Regions from separate parts of the Mus musculus genome. Here region 2 is linked to region 1. Evidence: chromatin loops called from intact Hi-C (ENCODE). Cell type or tissue: left cerebral cortex. All regions are shown on one strand.

Region 1 (8,000 bases):
GCTGTTGGAGCACAACCACAGTTTCAGTTCCAGTTCCTTTTTGCAAGTTTCTATTTAGGGACCCTTAAATAATTGATGTCTAAGAAGTTTCATACTGTTGCCTCTCTGTCTCAGTCAGGAAGCTTTGGATAGGGAAGTGCAGAGCAAGAGGAAGATGTTACGCAGACTACGCTTGGTTTATTATATGTCTTATTAGTACCTTTTCCTTGGGGTTTTTATTTGTTTGGTTTTGAGTTTTTTGTTTTTGTTGTTGTTTCGTTGAGACGAGATCTCACCATGTAGCCTGTCCTGGAACTCACTATACAGACCTGACTGGCTTTGAACTCACAGAGATCTGCCTGCTGCTGCCTCCCAGGTGCTGAGATTAAAGACATGTCCCACTGCTCCCAGCTTTCCTTGGGGAATTTTGTGCAGATAAATACTAGGTGAATGGCAACCCTGGACTCTCAACTAGAAAAGCTATAAAACTGTACACTGTTTATCTTCTAATAGGGTGTGAAAAACCTTATGCTGAGTTGGTAACTGTAGCTGCCTCTGGAAGGGAATTGAAGAGCGGTCAAGGTAGATTTAGGGTCGTTTTTAGCAAATGTATGATTTCTCTTGGCTCTGAACATAATCAAGTCCAGTGTTGTATGACTTAGATATGCAAAACCCTGTTAGTTTTTGGTTTTGGTTTTGAGCTCCTCTGTGATACTGCAGGAGCACATGCTTCCTCCTTCTGCCTACATTCACCTAATATGACTCTCGAAGCTGCCATGCTAGCTATAGTGTCAATTGCCTACCAAAGGATGAAAGGGCAATGTAAAGTGCTGTACTACAGTCAGGAATGTGGAGGGACAGGACCTCCTCCTTCACAGCCTTCCACTGAGCTGTTCTGTTTTGCTGGAAGTGGTGCACAGGCTCTGTCTCCTCGTGTCTCCACCCTACAATGCAAAGTTGAAGTTTCGAGAATGCATCACCATGCCCAGCTTTTAAAAACATGGATGCTGGAGATGAGTGCAGGTATTCTTGCTTGCATAGCAAGTGATCTTACCACAGAGCCATTTACAGCATCTCCCTAGCCTTGTTGTGAAGTCTTTTTTATACACTCAGCTGACCTTGTCCTGGAGATCTCCCTGCTCCTGCCTTCTGAATGCTGGGTTTACATGAATCACTACTACACACATCTTAAAGAAATCTTAATTAAAATTAAAGATCTAAGGTGGAAAAATATAGTTTGTAGAGAAAGGTAGAAAGCCAAATTTTAAAATATCTTAGAATGATTGACAGAGATTTGAATGTGTACACAGACTCGTAGATGGTGCATTCTGCTCACACCCCTCCCCCACTTCTCTTGGGCTCCTTCCCACACTGGCTAACTCCTGCCCTCACTACTTCTTTACGGGTGCAGTGCAGTGCAGGCTGTAAGGAGGAGACTCTGCTCCTCCAGATGGCTTTGTTTTGTGCTTTGATGTTCTTTACTTAAGCAGTTTTTTCAGGGAGTTGGATCCAATTCTGATCTTTTCCAGATTGCAAAAGTCGAGAAACTCAAACCACTGGAGGTGGAGTTACGACGGCTCGAGGACCTTTCCGAGTCCATTGTTAATGACTTTGCCTACATGAAGAAGCGGGAAGAGGAGATGAGGGACACTAATGGTGAGTGGGGTAGCTTTCATTTCTCAGTGCGTGAGCTGTAAAGGAGACAGATTCTGGACACTGAATGCTAACGTACACATTTCTCAGTTTGGGAAAAGTGGAATATGATTTAGGGAAATAAAATTGCTTCTCTAGGGCTATTGTAACTAAAAGGTAAATCAGCTGGCTAGGTTTTCAGAAGAATGACATTTCCTTTGGTGATATGTAATGACTATATTTTTGGTTAGCTTGTAGCAAAGTATTACCAACTTGTAATTTTTAACATTTTAAATGGGATTAAAAACAAAGCAAAAGGAAACAGGGCTAGAGATGGAACTCAGAGCCTTGTGCATGCTAAGAAAGTGGTGTACCACTGAGGCGGCTATAGTTACCAACTCAGCATAAGGTTTTTCAGATCCTATTAGTACAGTTTTAGAGTTTCTTATCGGGATCTTGCTATGTAGCCCAGGCTGGCCTGGAATTCAGGATTCTCCTGTCTTAGCCTCTCAAGTGCTGAGATCACAGGTGTGTTACCATACTCACTTTTGCTTGCTTGCTTTAATTGTTTGAACTCTGAGACCTATGGACAGAATGAGGCTAACTAATTGTCTTTACGCCCTAGCCATTGTTTAGCCAAACTGAAGCAACTTAACTTCATTCCATTTACAGTGTTTTTGCATTGTTTTGTTTCTTTAGAGTCCACGAACACCCGGGTCCTGTACTTCAGCATCTTTTCCATGTTCTGCCTCATTGGACTAGCCACCTGGCAGGTCTTCTACCTGCGTCGCTTCTTCAAGGCCAAGAAGTTGATAGAGTAATGAGGCTCAGTGTTCTGTCCCCTAGAGCCAGCAGAACATCGCTGGGACATGCCTGGCCTAGCCCAAGGCCATTCTACTAACAGTACCATCAAGGCACAGCTGAGCTTTCTTGCCAGAACTGATACTTTTGGTATGAGAGCACATGGGCACCACCTATACCCAACAAGTCAATGAGGACTTTAATGCAGTAGGATTTGGACTGGTTTTGCAACAAGATTATTAAAGTCGCCTATGGAAAGAAAACAAAATAAAACAAAACAACAAACCGGGGTTACCTAGATAACGCCAAAGCCAGCCTTCGTCCTGGGTCGCCCGCCTCACAGGATCTGTTTGAGCTGTTTGCTTTTTCTCTCCCACCTGCTCATCGCCTTGTCCTTCACTCTAGTTCTCCTCCCAAGATTTCTCTGACTGCGGTCAGCTCTTTCATATCAGTTGTCTCTTTGGTTTCCTTGTGAAAACACCTTGAACTTCTCTTGGTCCTTAGATGAAATGTTTACATAGCTTCTGGTGATATCCTTCATAATTTTATGTCTCCTAAAAGGGTCATGGGTGGGACACATTAAAAGGTGAGCTTTGAACTGTAGATAATCTCTTAAAAAAATCTCATTTTAGACCATTAAAATGTTTGTGCTCAACTGCTTGAAGTCCTTGTGTATGTGTGTTTAGTTCTGTCCAGTTTATCACTTGTAGATCCTGTCGATCATTTCCAGGTAGAGTAGTTCCATCCCATGGTCTTCATTTGCAGTGTTGCAGCTAGCCACTCCCTTCTCCACCCCCCCCCCCACCCCCCCCCCGCTCTGGCTCCCTAATCTGCTGCCCTGTTCTGAACTCTAACTCTGTTATGTAAATGGGTCATCTAGAGTGTAACCTTTGGAGGTTGGCTTTCTCCACTCAGCATAATTCCCATGAGGTGCCTCTCCAAGGCGGTGCACATCCTGGTTTTCCTCCAGGCTATGGATGGTACTGCATTGTGCTTAAAGGTCATGTGGGTGGCCTGGGGATTGGGCCTAACTATTAAAGTTCTTAGGTGAATGTAAGTTTTCATCACTCCGGGATAAATACCTAAGAGGGCCGTTGCTGTGCTGTGTAGGAAGCACATGGAGTTCTAAAGGAAGCCTCCCTGCTCTGTCTAGAGTGGCTGTATGGCAGGTTACAGCTCTACATTCTCTGTGGTCTTTATCATTGCTATTTTAACTTCTCCCCTTGAGTGGATGCCTGTAATATCTCATTATGGTTTTAATTTGCATTTTCCTAATGGCAGATGGCGTTGAGCATCCTTTCTCATTCTTGTCGTTTGCCATCTGTCTGTCCTTGTCAGTGAGATGTCCGTTGGTGGCTTTTGCCCATTTCTATGTGGGTCATTTGTTCACTTCACTGTTGAGTTCTGTGTGGGTTCCTCTATCAAATGGGTTGTTGCTTGAACTTTTCATATAACTTCTACCAGGAAAAATAAGTAAATTTTACCAGCCCTTCATGTATGGTCAATCACTGATCTAACTCCTGTTCTTCAGTGTTATCTCTGAGATGTGGATATACGGGGTTTAACTTGGACATCTGGGAAAGTCACAGATAGTAAATACTTGAAATATATATGTTGTAAAATCAAAGCCAAGGTTCATTCGGTGGAAGTTTTAGGTACCTCAAGGCAGTTCTGGAAAGTGTACCCCAGTTTACAGTGCCTACCTACCATACAGAAGGCTCTGGGCCTGATTGCCAGTGGCGGGGGCGGGGGTGGGGTGGGTACAAATGCTTGTAAACAGGAAAAATACTTGTTTATCATCTAAAGTCTTTCCCACTTCTCCTGGGAAAGTGGGTAACCTTTTAACCCTGCTGACCTGTTACAGGGCTTATCTCAATTGCAGTTCTGAGAATTACAGGGCTTGCAGTAAAGAAGTGGAATATTGAAGTTACCAGAGAATACCGTTAGGATGACCTGGATGAAGTATGCAGGTGGATGGGAAAGATGTAGTGGTTAAGTCTCAGGCTGTGCTGTTAAGGTTCCAGTTACTATGAACTCAAAAGCCTTTGTCTTATGACTTCCATAAATTCCTCTTGCATGGCATCAAGTGTTCTCTGGTACAATAGTGCCATCTGCTGTTGAAAAATGATCTAAGATCTAAGATCTTAGAATACAAGTCCTCACCATGGCAACAGCAGATGGTCAGAAATCTGTAACATTCATATATCAAGTGATAGGAGAACAATGTAAGTATGAAAAGAATAAACTTTGGGGTCAAAATCCATTTGTAGACTTTTAAGTGCAAAACCATAGCCTGTCTGTCCCATTAGCCTAACAAGAGACTCCTGTTTTCTGACGTGTGCCTTCCCCCCTAAGGAGCAGTGACAGCCGCTCTATTAGATTTCTATTTTCTTTTCTGAAAAATGTCAATTTTTCAGAGAGGAGAAAATAGAGCATTCTGTCCATGTTTTTGTTTCCAAGAACAAGTATAAACTTAAGCTCTGTAGAACTGAAATTCTTTCAAGTCCTTTCGATCATTTTGATCATGCCCAAAACAACCAAACTGGACAACATGCTTTTCAGTTCAGTTGAAGAGCATTTGCCTTTGACAGTAGGCGTGCACAACAGCATATCCGCTTTATAAACAGGTATATTATCTGCTTCCCTCCGTTCCAGCATAGTCAAAATAACTGAGAATCATACAGTTTCAACAAACCTTGTTCCTTACCATTGTCATGAACCCCCATCAGAGCCATCTTCTGTTTGTTAATGGGAAGAGGCATGTGGGATTTATACAGGCTCACCTGTTGGAGATGTTTGTGTAAACTTTCACAAATAAAAGCTAGCAGAAACCATTTGAGGTGTATTTGTCTGTTAATCTTTAGTGCCCCTTTGTCTGGGTGAGCAAGGATTCCTCTATAATTGTTGTTTTTTAAAGCACAGGGAGTGAAAACAGATAAATTAAAGAAAAAAAAAGTCACTGATTTACTGCAGGGCACTTAAGCAAAAGGATGTTTTAATCATTATGCTAATGAAAGAAATCTTGAGCAGATTTCCTCAGAAGGCTAGAGCTTTGAGAGCCAGTAAGATGGCTCTGTGGATAAAGGTTTTGCCATGCAAATCAGGCAACTTGAATTCAATCGGCACACACACACACACACACACACACACACACACACACACACACACACAAAACAGAGCCCTAATCACCTACTCCTTTGCTTTAGTTTCCCACTGTCCACAGGAAACACCAAACTGTACAACATACAAAGTGTACTTCCTGCTTCTGCCCAACAAGTGTAATGGCGCCAGTCCCATAACCTTAGTTTCATCACGCCCTGCCCTTTCCTAATTCTGGGGCCAGACTGCAGGGTTTGCCTCTCAAGTTCCTCCTAACTAGCTGTATCACCTAAAACAATCCCCACCCCACCCCCAACAGACACATAAACATTGTTTTCATGGCGCTCTGAGGATCTGGGGCCATAATATCATTAAAAAAAAAAAAAAAAAGAAAAGAAAAGAAAAACAAAACCCTTTAGCATTGTCCCAACTTAGGCAACCCTGTGGTGGTCATAGTCCTGCAACTTTATAGACTTAATGAAGAAGGAAAAGGAGGAAAAGGAGGAAAAGGAGGAGGAGGAAGAGGAGGAGGAGGAGGAAGAGGAGGAGGAGGAGGAGAGGAGGAGGAGGAGGAAGGAAGAAGGAATTGTTAAAGTTGTCAGAAGTCTAATGTTTTAGCTTGCTCCATTATCTTTGCTACACTATCGCTACAAAAAAAAAAAAAAAAAAAAAAAAAAAAAGGAGCCCTGCCCAACAAGCCAAGTGACAGCTAACACAGTCACAGCTCCTGGGACAAACGTGTCGCCAGGATTAGCCTGGACCACCTCCAAAATGTGACGCAGTCTGGAAAGCTGGTAGGGGGTTGTAGGGAAGCGGTCTGCAAACCCGCCGTGTGGTCACTCTTCCGCTTCCACGACACTCGCGGGTGTGAAGGCCAGCGACGCCCAAGGTGTGCGGGACGCATCTGCAACAAGTGGGCACGCGAAAGGCGGAGGGAAAACCTCGGCGAGCCGGAAACACTAAGAACCGCTTCCGGGTCAGGGGGCAGGAGCCACCATGGAAGCTCCCTGGGCCGCGGGGCCACCTAAGCCGCTGCCTGGCGTCTGAGGCCATTGAGGCGCTAAGCGGCCGGCCCTGCCCGCCGTGGATACGCGGGCGGCTCCCGGCGAGCTGCGGCCTCCGCCGCCATGTCGGTGCTGGGCGAGTACGAGCGACACTGCGATTCCATCAACTCGGACTTCGGAAGCGAGTCCGGGGGTGGCGGGGACTCGGGCCCGGGCCCCAGCGCTGTCCCAGGGCCGCGAGCCGGCGGCGGGGCGGCGGAGCAGGAGGAGCTGCACTACATCCCCATCCGCGTTCTGGGCCGCGGTGCCTTTGGGGAGGCCACGCTGTACCGCCGCACCGAGGTAGCGGCCCTCGGCTCCGGCCGCTGCCGGGCCTCCCCGCGCCCTCCTTCCCGGCCCCGCTTTCCAGTGCTGCTTGCCCCTGGCCCTCTATGGTCAGGCGTCCCTTGGGGTTTAGGTCTCGGGAACCCCACCGTGCTTTCGCTTCCCCTGCTGTAGGACATTGGTTTAATCACCGCTGTCACTGAGCGAGTCATTGAGCGGTCTTTTGCATTTTAGTTTTCCCATTTGTTAATTGGACTTAGCGATAACAACCTCGCCCCCCCCCCCAAAAAAAAAACCTTTACTTTTTTAAAGGTTATTTTGAGGTCCAAACGAAGGTGCTTTGCACATTGGGAACAATATAAAAAGCTTACTTGCTCTTTGGGAACAGTCTGTAAAAGCTTACTTCCTTTCGTATAGCTGTTGAAGGGCGGGATGGGGAGTTGGTGTGTACTTCCAAATAGCCACACTGGCAGCTACAACACACTGCTAGCCCTGTAGGCTTTGTTTTCTTGTTTTTGTTTTTGTTTTTTTCATAAATGATCACTCGGAGGATTTCCTTGATCACCAGAAAGATCATTGTTTGTTTGTTTGTTTTCTTGCTTTTCCTTCAGTGATTGTATAAGACAAATACTTTATTGGTGGAGTTGAGTCTGGAGAAACAAGGACCCCTTTCTTTGAGAACCCAAGGAAGCTAAGTCATTTTTCCCACCTTCTTGCATAAGGTCACAATGGAGAGACCCATGAGTTACTGAATCCAAAATTAAGAATGTGTACTGATTTAAAACCCTGTAGTGAGTCTACCTCCAAAAGTTAACCATAACTTGAGTCTAATCACCACAGCCTTAAAACTCTAGCTTTAGGGTAAACATTTAATGAGAACTTGCTGAGGTTGCAAAAGGTGATTCATGCACTTGCAATTCTAGTGTCTGCTCCCAGCCAGAACTTTTTGTGCTGGGGATAAAACGGGCTTTGCCAGTGCTCAGAAGGCATTCCACTACTGAGCCATACCTCCAGCGTCCAGCATATATCTATGAAAGATGGAAGAAAAGTAGTTGCAAGAAAATATCTTTGTGTTCTTTTCTATTCCAGTAACCAACCCATTAGTGGACATTATCATCTGTAGTCGCCTATGTTCTTATTTGTGCCGATTATTTTCTAGCA
Region 2 (8,000 bases), 390 kb before region 1:
ATTCTAGTCTATTGTATAGTCCACCTCCTCCTTGGGCCATAGTAAATACGGGTGTAACTCAGCTATCTATAGTTCTAAGTATCTACTCTGGTTCCTCCTTAGATCACAAACTTCCTTCTTCCCAGATAATGGTAAATTCCTGTGTAGGGCAGTAATTTAGCTATCCATGCCCAGGGTCGGATTAAGGACTGCCTAGAATCTAATTTAGCTATATGTCAAAAACATCAGTCCTTAGGAGCACTTATAATAAAGCAATATTAAGGGAAAGCACACAGATCCCATTACCAACTAAAGCAAGGACACTGGAGCATTCATTCTACAGGATGCTATGGTTCCAGGAGACTAAGTTTCTGTGAACTTTTCACCTTGGGACAGTGCCCAGGTTTTGGGGGCCTGTCGCGCTTGTCACTACTGAAGTGGATGTAGCAATAGCTGTCCTCAAACACATCAGAAGATGGTTGTGAGCCACGATATGGGTGCTGGGAACTGAACTCAGGACCTCTGGAAGAGCAGTCAGTGCCCTTAACCTCTGAACCATCTCTCTGCTAGTTTCATGGCTCCAGTTAACCAACATCAATTGTCTCAGTTTTATTTCGATGGTGCTGGTCTCTTGTAATTAGTTGACAATTTGGATCCAGCTGACTAGCACAGAGTCTTAATTCAAAATAGCAAATATGCAGCTGGTGGGGGTGTGGGAGTGGCACATGTCTTTAATCCCAGCACTCTCGGGAGGCAGAGGCAGAGGCAGAGGCAGAGGCAGAGGCAGAGGCAGAGGCAGAGGCAGAGGCAGAGGCAGAGGGAGAGGCAGAGGGAGAGGCAGAGGCAGAGGCAGAGGCAGAGGCAGAGGCAGAGGCAGAGGCAGAGGCAGAGGCAGAGGCAGAGGCAGAGGCAGAGGCAGAGGCAGAGGCAGAGAGGCAGAGGCAGAGGAGGCAGAGGCAGAGGCAGAGGCAGAGGCAGAGGCAGAGGCAGAGGCAGAGGCAGAGGCAGAGGCAGAGGCAGAGGCAGAGGAGGCAGAGGCAGAGGAGGCAGAGGAGGCAGAGGCAGAGGCAGAGGCAGAGGCAGAGGCAGAGGCAGAGGCAGAGGCAGAGGCAGAGGCAGAGGCAGAGAGGCAGAGGCAGAGGAGGCAGAGGCAGAGGCAGAGGCACAGAGAGGCAGAGGCACAGGCAGAGAGGCAGAGGCGCAGAGAGGCAGAGGCACAGGCAGAGAGGCAGAGGCGCAGAGAGGCAGAGGCAGAGGGATCTCTGTGAGTTTGAGGCCAATCTGGTCAGCAAAGCCAGTTCCAGGACAGCCATGGCTACATGGAGAAAGCTTGTCTTGGTATGCAGCAGGCCTGTAAAAGCTTTAATTCTCAAGCTTCCTTCCAAGCTTTTATAAGGCAGGCCACCATCACCTGCATTTCTCTCAACTCCTCTCCTCCAGGTTCCCACAGAACCACTCACCAAGTTTTGAACAATCCTGTTTTCTGGGGGGTTTTTTGTGTGTCTTTTCCACCCAAAGCTCCAAAGTCTTTCCACAGTTCTTCCAAAAACAACACGGTCATGCCTGTCATAGTCATGCCCCATGATCCTGGTACCAATTTCTGTCCTAATTAGGGTTACTGTTGTTGTGATAACACATACAGACCAAAAGCAACGAATGTGGAGTTTGTTTGGCTTACACTTGCACAACACTGTTCATCATGAGGGAAATCAGGGCAGGAGTGCAAGCAGGGCTGATCCTGGAGGCAGGAGCTAACCCAGGACCACCTGCCTCAGGATGGCATGACACACCATGGACTAGGCCCTCCTCCTTCCATCAATAATTAAGAAAATACCCTACAGGCTTGCCTGCTTGTAGGCGTTTTTCTAACTGAGGTTTCTTCCTCTTGGATGACTATAGCTTGAGTCAAGTTGATGTAAAACTAGCCAAGATGGGTTTTACAATAGGAATTGTGTATGTTAGAGGCAAATTTTGAGGACTAGACCAAGAAGCCACTGGGTTGATTTTGGCCAGAATGAGGCTCACATTTACTGAGAGGGTTGCTATTCTAAAGAGGATTAAGACCCTTTATCCTCCTTCTATTCACCACATAGTGCTGAGGTGTGGAAAGTCTTTTGGGGTACCACTTGGCAGGAGTCTGACATTGGCTAAGGGCAAAGAAGTGGGCTTCAGACAGGAATCTGACATTGTCCTAGGACAGGGAAGTAAGCTCAGGCAGGAATCTAACTTTAGGCTGTGATAGGAAAGTAGGATAAGGCAGGAATTTTAGTCTTAGGGTGGAACTAGGACTCAGGCAAGATTTTTGGGCTTGGAGGAGAAAGTGGGCTCAAATATTTCGGTCATTATGATAAGCCCTTTGTAACAACTATCAGGAGTAATCACAGGATTTAGCTTGCCCAAAATACTTGCATGTAATTAAAGTGGTATTAAAAAGTGGGTTGGAGCCGGGCGGTGGTGGCGCACGCCTTCAATCCCAGTACTTGGGAGGCAGAGACAGGCGGATTTCTGAGTTTGAGGCCAGCCTGGTCTACAAAGTGAGTTCCAGGACAGCCAAGACTATACAGAGAAACCCTGTCTCAACCACCCCCCCCAAAAAAAAGTGGGTTGGAAAATAAAAATTTGCCTTCAGTCTCAGAATTGACTGGGGTTACCCTACAATGTTGTGTGTCTTTTTTCTTTTTAATCCTCACTCCCATGCTGGAGAACCTGTTGACTGACTGAGCGGGCTTGGTCACTGAGGCCCGTGTCTGAAGGGGAAAAGAACACTGGCTTTCTTTCTTTTTTTTTTTTTTTTCTTTCAATTTTTTATTAGGTATTTTCTTCATTTACATTTCAAATGCTATCTTGAAAGTCCCCTATACCCTCTCCCTGCCCTGTTCCCCTACCTGCCCACTACCACTTCTTGGCCCTGGTGTTTCCCTGTACTAGGGCATATAAAGTTTGCAAGACCAAGGGGCCTCTCTTCCCAATGATGGCTGACTAGGCCATCTTCTGCTACATATGCAGCTAGAGACATGAGCTCTGGGGGGTACTGGTTAGTTCATATTGTTGTTCCATATAGGGCTGCAGATCCCTTCAGCTCCTTGGGTACTTTTTCTAGCTCCTCCATTGGGGGCCCTGTGTTCCATCCAATAGATGACTGTGAGCATCCACTTCTGTAGTTGCCAGGCACTGGCATAGCCTCACAAGAGACAGCTATATCAGGGTCCTTTCAGCAAAATCTTGCTGGCATATACAATAGTGTCTGCGTTTGGTGACTGATTATAGGATGGATCCCTGGGTGGGGCAGTCTCTGGATAGTCCATCCTTTCATCTCAGCTCCAAACTTTGTCTCTCTAACTCCTTCTTTGTTCCCTATTCTAAGGAGGAATGAAGTACCCACACGTTGGTCTTCCTTCTTCTTGATTTTCTTGTGTTTTGCAAATTATATCTTGGGTATTCTAAGTTTCTGGGCTAATATCCACTTATCAGTGAGTGCATATCAAGTGACTTCTTTTGTGATTGGGTTACCTCACTCAGGATGATATCCTCCAGATACATCCATTTGCCTAAGAATTTCATAAATTCATTGTTTTTAATAGCTGAGTAGTACTACATTGTATAAGTACCATACTTTCTTTATCCATTCCTCTGTTGAGGGACATCTGTGTTCTTTCCAGCTTCTGGCTATTATAAATAAGGCTGCTACGAACATAGTGGAGCATGTGTCCTTATTACCAGTTGGAACATCTTCTGGGTATATGCCCAGGAGAGGAATTGCTGGATCTTCTGGTAGTACCCAATTTTCTGAGAACTCCTCTTTCACGGTTCAGGTGTCACGGACCTGGACAAAGAGAGAAGATCCAGAAGGAGCTATGTGCAGGGAGTGAAAGCGGGGAAGTGCTTCTGTTCACCTGCCCATTGATCACACTCATGTCCGCATTTCAGTTGAGACTGAAATCACTAGGCAGCCACACATTTCAGATTGAGGTGACTCCTCACTGCCATAAAGGTCAAACACCCTGTGCTGACACAGCTCCCCCTCCCCCACCGACTTGAGTCATTGTGTCTGAATGACTGTGCTGACACAAACGGGCCTCAGCTGGTGAATCCAACGGACAGAAGAAGTGGGGCACGGGGCAGGGCAGCCTGGCAGAGCAGAGACACTGGGCACAGGGGTTTTCTCTGCTCTGTGACCAGAGAGCTAGCTGGTTGCTTGATGACTAGAGCCGAACACGACAGTACAGAAATTAGAGGACTTGCCATAGAGGAGGTATGGGATGAACTTTGACCCTCACATCAAATGTCTTCAAGGTGATATGTGGAGGCCAGGTGGAACCCCCAAACTGTTGAGAGCTTCCTGTCAATCATTTATGACTCCCTTTATAGTGAGCTTTGGGGGTGCCCAGAGAGGTGGAAGCTTACATCCAGAGATCACAACTGTGCACCCCACTCCTGGCAGAGCAAGGAAGGTATGACCATTGGCCGGAACTTCAATGGTCAGCTCAGCGTGAAACAGGGACCAAAAATTGGCACGTGCAGTTCTCCATCTTATCGCTAGGTGGCAGCACTACCTAGGTGCTGTCCCCGTGGTTCTGTGTACAATGTGGAGCTAGAGAACCTTCCTTAGCGTTTCAAGCCTGGCCCGAAGATCCCAGCTTTGGGGTCAGCGCAGGCCAGCCTGAGTCCTGTGTTCGCACTTAATTAACACGGGCAAACCAGGTAGCGTCTTTTGAGGCTGTTTCTGTATCTAAGATGAGGGTTACAACAGTTCCTGAAAACATCACGAAAAGAAAAATAGGGCCAAAAAGGATGCCACCGGCAGTCTCTGCCAACCCTCGGAGCACATTCACATCCCTCCCCCATTGCAGTTATTTTTATTATTTTGTCCTTCACACTCACCCCAATGCTCACTTCAAACAAGCATATGAAAGCATTTTGAGGTAGGGAGAGAGAGGGCAGGATTGCCATCACTCTGAAACTGTAAGTCCCTTCCCTCTACAGGCTGACTTGGTCATTATGTCTCATAACAGCAATAGAAAAGTCACTAATACAGAGGAGGGAAGAGGGACAGAGGGACAGAGGGACTAGGCCGGTGAAGAACAGCAGAGTCCCAGAATCTTCTGCAAGGGTGCACCTTCAACGACCTAAGGAGCTCCTCTTGACCCTTGTATTTGGTTTCGGATCAAGGACAAGAGACCCAAGTGTGGATCTTACATACCAAAGCAGACCTGGCCTCCAGATTCTCCCAGAATCCCTCAGTCTCTACCTGGCATACCCTGCCCCCAACCTTGAACTTTCTAGCCCAGGGTCTGGGCTTTGGCTGTCGTGTCCCCCCCCCCCCCCAATCTCTTCCCTGTAAAATCCAGACATTTTCATCTCTTTTTTTCCTACTCTCTCAAAATGTTGAAATGTCATTGCAAGTCACCTCAGGCCCTCTTTCTTATCTTCATTGAGTTTATTAATATTGAACTCCAGATTATAAAATGAGTAAAGTCTTTCTGACTTTGAGGGGTAAACTTGACGATAACCCTGCCTAAAAGAGCCACGGAACCCATGGGATATCTGGGTTGCAGTTTTTAAGACATTGGCATTCCCACTTGTGATCCGGCCAAGCTTTTTTTTTCTCACACTTGGCACTGCAGTATTTGGCGGTTCGGCACAGAGAACACCACACCATCTTTTCTTTCTTTTGCCAGGGCTTCAAAAAGGTTAAAAGTAGACAGCGGCAGCTGAGAATCATCTGTGATATGTTATTTGTCCGCTGCCAGGGAAATGAGCCAATTCAAGTCAGATTATATTATATTAAAGTGGGTTTATTGAGAAGCTGCTCTCGGGCAAATTCACTGGCTCCAAGGATTGAGGCCAGGGGAGTCGCCATGGTGAGGGATATGGGAGGATGCACAGGAACACACACACACACACACACACACACACACACACACACACACACACAGAGAGAGAGAGAGAGAGAGAGAGAGAGAGAGAGAGAGAGAGAGAGCAAAACGTTGGAAGGGAAGAGCCTGGGGAGGGGTAGGGGCAGTGTTGGAAAGTTCAAGGCAGGGTTTGCCAGGTAGGAACTGCGGGATGCTGGGAGAATCTGGAGACACAGTCTGCTTTGGTATGTAAAATGTGTACCTCTGTCCCATGTCTCTGGTCTGAAACCAAACGCCTTGAAGAGTAAAGCTTCCACTATATTCCAATAACGTCATCCTGGAGACCAAACCTTCAGTTGTAAAGCTCTGGGGTTTCAAATCCCCAGCCATTATTTAAAGGCAAGCAGCTGTATTTGGTGTAGGACGGACCAATGCGCCTGAAGCTAGAGGCTGAGCTCAGCTTGTTGTCATGGTTCCTGCTAGAAGCAGTAGTGGTTGTCCAGGTCGGCTAGCTGCTCTGGGGACTGGTGCATGGTTAGCAGAATGCCTGGCTTCTAGTAGGGCATAGGCATCCCAGAGCTCACTCAGGGAGCCCTGAGTGTCAGGACCCAGTGTCCCTCTATGGGAAACCCATATATAGCCACTATCTTTGGTTTGTTTTAAAGATTTGTTTATTTATTTAGTTCATGTATGTGGGTACACTGTACTGTCTTCAGACACACCAGAAGAGGGCGTCAGATCTCATTACAGATGGTTGGGAGCCACCATGTGGTTGCTGGGAATTGAACTCAGGACCTCTGGAAGAGCAGTCAGTGCTCTTAACTGCTGAGCCATGTCTCCAGCCCTGTCTTTTGGTTTATGACTTTGCTGGAACAATATGTTTAGCTCACAGATACAAGGGAAGGTACAGAAGGTAGCAGGAACCTGGACAGCTACACGAGTTCCCTGGTCAGGGCTCCTCCTGTGGTGGTGAACTGGCCTCACCCTTCCTTCTCTGAGAGCTTTCTCTTGAAGAGTCAAATTCCCAGGAGATGTTCTCATTGGCTCAGCCTGCATCACATGATTGCACCTTAATCAGATAAATCAAGCCCTCTTGATTATCCGTCCTTTGCCTAGAAGGAGGCAATTCTTTTTTAAAAGTTTATTAGCAAATTCATTATACATAATGGGGTTCATTAAGATAGCCTTATATGCATAATATAGTTTGATCATAATTACCCACCAGTACTATCTTTTGTCCCTCTCCTGTCACTGGTCACCTTCCTCTTTTTGAGGCAGTCCCTTTCTACTCTGTAGGTCTTTGGTGACTGCCTGAGGGCCTTCCCCAGTGGAGGGTCCTTGATGACGGGGCAGCCCGAAGAGGAGATAAGAGGAGGGGCGGGAGGAGTGAGTCAGGCGATGGTGTTCTGGGGAATCTGACAGCTCTGACTGACTAGCAGTCAGGTGCTTCTTTATATAGGTTTCACAGAACAAGGACAGACTAATGGTTATCTAAGAAATATAGATTATGGTTGATTTTTTTTGTTACATGTCCAAGGTTACAAGTTCAGTCACAATTAGAAAATACAAACAGAACCAGGTATTATTATTATTTTTAAAGATTTATTTATTATACATATAAGTACACTGTAGCTGACTTCAGACACACCAGAAGGGGGCATCAGATCTCATAACGGGTGCTTGTGAGCCACCATGTGGTTGCTGGGATTTGAACTCAGGACCTCCGGAAAAGTAGTCAGTGCTCTTCACCGCTGAGCCATCTCTCCAGCCCAGGTATTATTATTTTTATTATCAGCCCTATAACTTCAATTTAAAGAATCTAAAGAATGTCTCCTCCAAATCAAACACATTTATTATATGACAGCCTGCTTGGAGGTTGGCAGTGTTTGCAGTTTGAAAGCACTCCAGACAAACAGAAAATATCTGAATTGGTCTTTTTAGGAGTAACAAATACCAACGCCTAACTTCTTTTACTATATGTTTCATCATCCTTGCTATAAAGTAGGAAAGGTTTATTTTAGTCAATCTCTCTTATTTACTGAGTTCTTTTTCCCGGGAGTGTACCCTCTATGACCCCCTATCTTTACACTACATTTACAAAGAGCTCTAAGCTATAATTAAAAGAGACCTTAGTCTGTAACCTATTCTCCTGGCCAGTCAGAGTTT

The links. Peaks named below come from ENCODE experiments on the same cell type or tissue, not always from the same donor. Only the 100,000 strongest peaks of a DNase experiment are listed, where the experiment ranks them.
Region 2: a loop joins it to region 1, with 4 times the contacts of the local background. A loop is called at or near these places in 4 of 42 quality-filtered maps.

Annotation. Positions count from the first base shown.
Region 1 is chr12:85,337,860-85,345,859 of GRCm38, reverse strand. Nek9 (NIMA (never in mitosis gene a)-related expressed kinase 9) reads left to right here and starts at 6,498. Exons shown (of 22, transcript NM_145138.2): 1 at 6,498-6,857. The coding sequence starts at 6,639. It overlaps Tmed10 (transmembrane p24 trafficking protein 10), which reads left to right. Exons shown (of 5, transcript NM_026775.4): 4 at 1,509-1,635; 5 at 2,311-5,246. The coding sequence ends at 2,432. In left cerebral cortex, CTCF peaks have their summits at 3,413 and 4,520 (motif pointing left); DNase peaks (open chromatin) are centred at 1,358, 4,518, 5,712 and 6,469; H3K4me3 peaks cover 1,480 bases; H3K27ac peaks cover 899 bases.
Region 2 is chr12:85,726,104-85,734,103 of GRCm38, reverse strand. No RefSeq gene overlaps it. Among named protein-coding and RNA genes, the nearest start is that of Flvcr2, 16 kb to the left of the region's middle. In left cerebral cortex, a CTCF peak has its summit at 4,499 (motif pointing right); DNase peaks (open chromatin) are centred at 4,048 and 4,526.